2 separate regions of the Homo sapiens genome follow, and region 2 is linked to region 1. The links are chromatin contacts, found by Hi-C or POLR2A ChIA-PET in ENCODE. All regions are on one chromosome and are shown on one strand. The core of a region is the stretch at or near the end of the contact, and the rest is flanking DNA. Distances in the headings are between cores, read along the strand shown.

Region 1 (4,052 bases), core at 1,490-3,989:
GGCTGTACTGGGATCCAGGAGGGCTGGATCACAGCTACATCCTTGTTAAAACAGTCAACCGGCATGAATGTTGGCCTTTAGTTTTTCCTTCCTTTCCCCTCTCCCATCCCTACATTGTTTCAGCTGCCAGCTCCCTAATATTTTTTTCTGAAGCAAGGGAAAGGAAAGGGCAAAAATGACTTAGAAAGAATAACATTTCTTTCTATGGACTTAAATAGAACATTCAACGCAAAACATCCTGTGTTTTCTTTTAGTTGATGACACATTGACTGTAGGAATGAATGAACTAAAAACCAGGGCTTGATTTTCAAATGGGGGTTATTTTAGTTGCATACTACCTGATCAAGAGAAAGTTGTTCAACTATTTTAAATTATAACCTGTTGGTTTCTCCTCTGTACTCCTGATCTCCTTATCTTGCTGTGCGTTTCTTTTCTCCATTTTACATATCACCTTCTAACATGTGTTTATTATGTTTTTTGTTTATTTTCCCACTCTCCTGGCCATGATGGAAGTCCATGAGAGCAAGCATCTTTGTCCGTTTGGCTCACTGTTGGATTCCCTGTTTTAAAAATATCACCCGGCCCAGCGTAGGTGCTCAATAAATATTTGCAGCATGAATTAATGAAATAGTTTCTTTCTCAGTGTCTTTTTCTATACAATTATGCAGAATATAACTGGTACAAATATGGTACAAAAACATCTTATAAATGTGCGCTTATACCTAGTAGATACATTTGAAAGTACAGCTCTGCTGGGAGTGTACATATCTTAGTTGGTGAAGAAGAGATAATAAAAGAGTTAGATTAAAAAAAAAGCACTTTGTCACTCTCTATTCTCTTATTTACTCTGCTTTATTTTTCTTTGAACCCTGAATCTTAATACCCAACATAATATATTTATTTGCTGATTGTCTACTTCCCCATACTAGAATGTAAGCTTTTTAAGGACAGGATCTTGTGTGTTTTGCTCACTACTATAGCCCCATTCCTTGGACTCATGCCTGATACAGAGTAAGCACCCAATACATATTTATTGAATGAATAAATGTATGTTTGAATGAGTGTGTTTGTTTCAGACTGTATTCATGTCTGGCTCTTGCTCTATATACAGACTCTTTGGAATGATCGTTCACTAAGAGCTTGGTACTGTTGAGGTGGATGATGGGTGGGGAGATAAAGGGAAGAAAATGACCAAGATTATACTAGTATTTTTAAATTTTTTTATTAATTGTGAAAAAGATGTCTCAATCATTATATATGTAGTATAGTGTGAGCCTAGGGACGGTGGTTTGGGTCCTGAAACATCCACCTATTTTCAGAATGAACTAAAATAATTTCTTAGTTTCTTGATGTCACATTTTCATTATTTGTAAAATTAAAACAATGTTACCTTACCCAGGGCTATAATGGGAGAATAGAGAGGCACTGACACATCGAAGTTGGTCAGTAAATATTAGCTATCATCATCATCATCATCATCATCATTATCAACATCATCATCCAAGGGTTGGTGAACTATAGCTGGTGGGCCAAATCTCTCCTGTGGTCTGCTTTTATAAATAAAGTTTTACTGAACACAGTGTATTAATTTTCTTATTGTCTCTGGCTGCTTTTACATTACAACAACAGAATTGAGTCATGCCTTGCAAATCCTAAAATATTTGCCCTCTCATCCTTGATAGAAAAAGTTTGGAAACCTTCATCTAGAAAGTGGTCTAGCAAAGTGTGGTCCATGGATGAGTTTGATCTGCAAACTGCTTGTTATTGGTTCATGACAAGGTGAGTACAGAAACTGTGAATAATTATTTAGAAACTTATATAACAATTTAAGAATGCTAGTGACTTCTAAGTGCATTATTTTGACATCTAAGTGCATGATTTTGGTTTATACAAAAGTGTTGATTTGTGACTGATTGGAAATTTAAGAAAAAGAAAACCTGGCCTTTTCCACTGGAATAGAGTCGGGTGTTTTGTAATGGGATTTTGTTGTATTGGTGACTTAGTAAGACATATTCACGTGGCTTCAGATGGAAACATCTGGGGGCCCATCAGGTGGGAGTGACAAACATGTCCTGAGATTGCAATTGACCTGGGAAGGTTGATGAGCATGCACATTAATAACGTCACACAAATGGATTTTCTATGCAGATGGGTGGGCCAGCCACAGTTCACTTATCAGCTAATACAGTTGTAATGTGTTGCTTCATATCTGAGAGAAGGCAGCACCTTAGGATATTATGTGTGTCTCACTTACATATATAAATGAATTCCCTTTTGAGGTAGATGTATTTTAGTCAATAAGTCATCTTCTCTCAATAGTAAGCCAACAACTTTCCTGGAAATCTAGCAAAACAACAGTTCTATGACCAGCCTTATGTTTTGTTGCATGTGTGCATAAAAAATGCAGATTGACTCTTTCCTTTTCTGTTTTAGAATTGGTTCCAAACAGTAAAGCCGCCAGAAAAAACAGACAAACTCTTAGGAACAACAATGCCCATTATGTGTGGAGTAGAAGCTGCCAGACTTTGATTACTGGCCAGAGATTAACCCCTTTGGTGTCTTAGGGGGGAAAATGCCAAGTCTGAATCCAGACATTTCCAGGATTTTACAGTCATTCATGGTATGAGACCAGGCGATTTATAATGACTTGTGCAAAAAAAAAAAGACTATTGGGAGAAGGAAGTGCAAGTCAAAGGCCACGGCTCCTTGCTTCCTGAATTCTGCCATGACTAATTCCAGCAAGCGGACATAGACCTGATCACCTCTGCTTTTCCCTTTGCTAGCCTGCCTGGTCATGGATGAGAAGCACGCTGCTCTTGCTACCTTCATGTGGTGGTTTGGGTCCTGAAACATCCACCTATTTTCAGAATAAACTAAAATAATTTCTTAATTTCTTGAGGGCACATTTGCATTATTTGTAAAATTTAAACAATGTTACCTAACCCAGGGCTACAGTGGGAGAGTAGAGAGGGATTGACACATAGAAGTTGGTCAGTAAATGTTAGCTATCATCGTCATCATTATCATCATTATCAACATCATCATCCAAGGGTTGAATGATGTTTTTGTGTTTTTGTCCAGGTGTCAGAAGGAGGCTGGCAAATTTGGCACTCACAGAGGGAAACCTATGTGCTTCGTGAGGTCATTGCTTAGAGTACAACTGCTACCAAGAACATTCCCTGCAAACTCTTTTGTGATCAGTTTCTTCCCTTCTCTCATATACCCTCTGCAGGTCTACCAATTGCATTTTGAGAGCTCAGATAAGCAGAGAGCAATGCAATTTGTCACAGAAGGATGATTATGTATATGCACTGTCATGTGTATGTATGTGTATGTATATACGGTATGTGTATATATGCATATGTATATACAGTATGTGTATTTCATTTGTTCTTTTATCTTATCCTTCAATATGTATTTATTGATAATTTATTATGAGAGGCTGAGAATACCAAGTTAATTATAATTTATTATAATAATAGCTACCATTTATCAAGAACATATTGCATATCAACATTATGCTAAATATTTTATATACATATATTTTAATGCATTTAGTCACTTAAAAAACTTTATGAAATAGCCCCATTTTAGACATTAGTAAACCGAGTTCCAGAAAACTCAAGGGCACGCAGCTAGTTAATGTTAGAGCTAGGATCCGCATTCAGATCTGTTTGATGCAAAACCCATTCTCTTAATCACTTTGTTAAATTGCCTTCCCAAAGATGAATAACATGATACAAAGGCATTTACCTACTTTCTTGGATTCACAATCTGGTTGGCAAGAAAGGCATATGATGCAGAACATAAAAGGCTATAATACAGCTATGTACAAAATACCATGATTAACTTGTTCTCTTGCGGGGTGGGAGAAGGTGGAAGAGGGTAGAGGAAGGCCTCATAGGGCAAGTTGTGCTTGAGCTATGCCTCTGGGGTATGGGATACTCACACAGCAGAGAGAGAAAAGGTGGAGGCTGGAGAGGAGAGAGAGAGAGAGAGAAAGGGGGGGTGGGAAGGAGGGAGAGAGAGATTTCAGCTGGGTGTGACTTTGT
Region 2 (4,130 bases), core at 647-3,146, 500 kb before region 1:
TAGACTTTAACTCATTCATCCAATATACTTTTAAAAAAATGCATTGGTGCTTACATCCATAGCTTAATCTAGTCTTTTAAAAAGCTATACGATAACATTCAAAGATTCAGAATTTTTTTTTTTTTTTGAGACCGAGTGTCATTCTGTCTCCCAGGCTGGAGTTCAGTGGCATGATCTCAGCTCACTGCAACCTCTGCCTCCCGGGTTCAAGCGATTCTTCTGCCTCAGCCTCCTGAGTAGCTGGGACAACAGGCATGTGCCACCACATCCAGCTAATTTTTGTATTTTTAGTAGAGACGGGGTTTCACCATATTGGCCAGGCTGGTCTCGAACTCCTGACCCTGTGATCCGACCGCTTCGGCCTCCCAAAGTGTTGGGATTACAGGCGTGAGCCTCCATGCCTGGCCAAAGATTCATATTTTTATATAATTTGTCCAAGACTGTATGTGTCTTATTAACAAGCAGCAGAAAAAACAACTGGCATAGGCTAAAACACTAGCAGGGTATTTGTTGGCTTACAGAGCTGAAAAAACCAAGTAGATTGGGATTCAGCTGATGAACTAAAGTGGCTATCAATGTCACCACAAACTCAGTTTATTTCCATAGATCTGCCCTGCCTTTCAAGGTAGCATCCTCTTTCTAAGGCTAACTCACCTCACATTAGCAGTATGACAGCCAACAGTTCCTAATATAATGATCTTTATCTTTCACCATCAGTGATTGCGCCTTGCCTTGTAGTTCTGTCAGAAGAGAAATGATTTTCTATTCCAGAGACCCTCACAAAATACCACCTGAGCCTCATTGGTCCAAAGCGGTCATGTGTTCACCTTTAAATCAATCAAAGGCCAGAAAATTGGGCAGTGATGATTGGTTTAAAGCAAACAAGATCCGTGGTTGTAGCTGAGAATGGGGTGAATTCCATTCAAACTGCATGGCTAAGCAAGGGGAAAATCAGTCTACTAATCCCATGAAGAAGAAGCAGATGAGGCAGGACTTAGATCGAGATCTTTCTGGCTCCTAAGCCCATGATTTTGCAAGTAAACAATACAGTTTCTGATCTCCAGAAGCTTTAAGTCTTAAGGGAGACAGGGAAACCTACCATAGTAATATGACAATTGCTCTGAGCAAGTTCTAAGGCAGTGTTGTGGAGCTCAGCGTACCTTTAAATGGCAAACCAGAGTCTTTAAGAGTCCAGCCAAATCCTAGTTCTGTCACTGGCTGTGTGATCTTGTGTGAGGTACTTAGCCTTTTCACGACTCAGTGTCTTATCTGCAAAATGGAGCCAATAATAGTATTCACCTTACAGGGATTAAATGAGGACAATATTTGTAAAGTGCATTAAAAATGCATAGTATATATTATAATAGGTTATTGTTAAATAAAAGAAACAGGAAGTAACCTCTATTTAGGTACAACGATGATGAGGATGATGATGATAAGATGATAAAATCATCTATCACCACTCTGTATCAGGCACTCTTTGAATCTCTGGGGATACAAATGCCCATAAATCACAGTTTCTGTCCTCAAAGAACTTGTAGTTTATTGGCAGAAGGAGGTAATTCGTAATGCGATGAACCCGTTATGACATTTGAGGTAATCCGGGGCCTTCCGGGTGACTGGGAGCCCAGGGAAGGAAACCATGAGCAGTGGAAATTCAGTGTCTACATGTCCAATTACCCTCTCATTAGCTATTTTGAAATGGCAAATAGAGGAGACTATTTTGGGGGCCCAGGGAATTGAGGGATTAACATAATTGTCAGTTTTAGATGTATTTCCTTATTCTCCCCTGTCGAGTTTGAGTTCCTCTTTCGATCATATAAGATGTTATGTACAAATGTGAAGCATCTCAACTACCATGTAAAGGTGACACGATGGCTTGTCTTCCTCCTTCTGGGGTGTGCAAAAAGCCACACTAGGAAATGATGAAATACTTTCCCTAGAAAACAGAAAGACCTCATGTTTTCATGACTTGGAGACTGAGGTAACCTTCGCTTTCTGACATACTTCTAGCAGAGTTTAGGAAGAAGACTCATTCAAGGAAACATCTCCTGTATTCCTTCTTCTTGTCTCCAAAGCTGAGTCTTGTTTGCTAGCTATAGAAGAACAGCATGCTATTTATTCATCACTCCAAAATACTGTAAAATCTAGAACTTAAATGACATAGATTAGTAATAAACCTTGTAGAAAGTATTGTGTTTATAATAGTTATTCATGTACTAGTGAGATTATACTTACTCATTTTTCTTTTCAGTGAAGCGATGCCCATGAAATTGTCCAAGGGAAGATGGCTAGTAGTAGTAGAATGAGCTTTAGAGTTGGCTATCAACAAATTTAGTGAAAAACCTAGTGAAGCTTCCAAATCTCCAGTAGTATCTGACCAATTGTTTGTTATATCTATAAATACTCTCTCACCTCTACAGAAAGATATATAATAAATATTCCTCAGTGATGTGATGTTTGGCTCCACTACATCTTGCAGATGGAATCTGGGTATAGTCTGTGGTTAGTCCAGGTAGCAGGATCTTAGAGTAAGTCTGCTTCAGTGTTGCAATTAGAATTCAATAGAATTCTGTATTTGGTACCTCAACTCACTGATATATTTAGAGAACTGTATGAATATTCTTTCCCCCACAATGTTCATGAAATATTGAAGTAATTAGGCAGAAAATAACTTTTTTTTAAAGAAAATATATATTTTTTGGCTAGTTGTGGTGGCTCATGCCTGTAATCCCAGCACTGTGGGATGCTGAGGCAGGCGGATCACTTGAGGTCAGGAATTTGAGACCAGCCTGGGCAATGTGGTGAAACCCCATCTCTACTAAAAATACAAAAATTAGCCAGGTGTGGTGGCGGGTGCCTGTGATCCCAGCTACTCAGGAGGCCGAAGTGGGAGAATTGCTTGAACCTGGGAGGCAGAGGTTGCAGTGAGCCAAGATGGCGCCACTGCACTCCAGCCTTGGCGATAGAGTGAGACTCCGTCTTAATAATGAAAAAATATATATAAATATTTTTGTCATTCTTTAATCTCAAAAATAAAGGCTAGTGGAGGCATACCATCTTAATGATGGTACTCTCTTCCTCTTATTGAAAGAATCCACTAATAATCTCGGTTAAGCAAGCTATTGTCACAAAAATGGAGTATGAAAACATCCACACAGATGGTTTGCTTTGAATTTTCTTAATTTTAAATATTAGATTTGAAACATACCAAACAAAAAAACCCAACTGCATTGTAATAATAGAGTTTCTCTTCTGTTTTTTACATAGCTATCCATTTAAGAAAGACATTTATCCAAGAAATTCCTGTGCTGAGTATAGGGCTTAATCTCACACACAGACTTTCCCACATTTGATCCTGAATAGGCTGCTGAATGATAAGGTGATAAGATGAACAAAGCAACACCAGCAGGTTGTTTTTCTTTTTTTCTCTCTCTCCTTTTTAAAGGAACAATAGGTTTTTTGTGTGGGTCTCCAAATGACAAAATAGCTTACTAAAAAATGCAGGTTTGAAACTAGTTGAGGTTTCATTGCAGTTTAAAAGTCCTTTCCAAGCTTAGATTAATGCATTGATAATTGAAAACTATCTGGACACATTATATGTTCTAGATATTAATCTGAGGCTTTCATGAGTATCTACACCTTCAGACCTCCACATTACCTAAGCTCCCTAAATCCTTTCTGGAAGAAGGCAGGGAATAAATACACCCATTGGTTAAATTAAATTAAATTTAATACAGTTGTTTCACATTTTTTGCGATGGCTTTCAATCTAGAGTATCTGTTCCTCTTACCTACTCAGCCTCATTAAAGATGCAACTGCCTAACAGCTTCATAAGAGCTGTGTTATAATCTGAATTCAATGATTTTTTAGGGCAGTGTGAAATAACTTCAAGGATAATTTTACAACACAATGAGCCAAAGGCATTAATTTCATTTTGCTGCTGTTTTTTTTTTCTATTTAAAAAGATGGAATTTGCTTTTTCTGGAGAGATGTCTACCATAAGATGGTTTGCTTACAGTTATGTTCATGTGAACATAAACATCTCCCAGCCACAGAATTTCACACGGAAATCAAAGAAAGGAAGGCTCTGCTGTTAAGGCTAATGTTTGTCATCACATAAACTACCA

The links. Hi-C counts contacts between places; a loop is a spot of excess contacts on that map. ChIA-PET counts read pairs that join two places held with the same protein, here RNA polymerase II (POLR2A). Pooled maps may share reads with other maps.
Region 2: a map with no recorded cell type shows a loop between it and region 1 (2.3-fold over the local background). The contact joins two enhancer-like sites. A Hi-C loop is called at or near these places in 1 of 37 single-sample maps with no recorded cell type and 2 of 50 pooled maps. POLR2A ChIA-PET finds 5 or more read pairs at or near these places in 1 of 52 experiments (OCI-LY7).

Annotation. Positions count from the first base shown.
Region 1 is chr12:91,986,824-91,990,875 of GRCh38, reverse strand. It overlaps LINC01619 (long intergenic non-protein coding RNA 1619), which reads left to right. Exons shown (of 5, transcript NR_132341.1): 3 at 1,683-1,779; 4 at 3,233-3,343. Among named protein-coding and RNA genes, the nearest start is that of LINC02404, 110 kb to the right of the region's middle. Within about 2 kb of position 2,739, at least 3 of the 41 ENCODE cell types and tissues checked have a DNase peak (open chromatin) inside an H3K27ac peak, as active enhancers do.
Region 2 is chr12:92,486,662-92,490,791 of GRCh38, reverse strand. No RefSeq gene overlaps it. Among named protein-coding and RNA genes, the nearest start is that of LINC02397, 22 kb to the right of the region's middle. Within about 2 kb of position 1,896, at least 2 of the 41 ENCODE cell types and tissues checked have a DNase peak (open chromatin) inside an H3K27ac peak, as active enhancers do.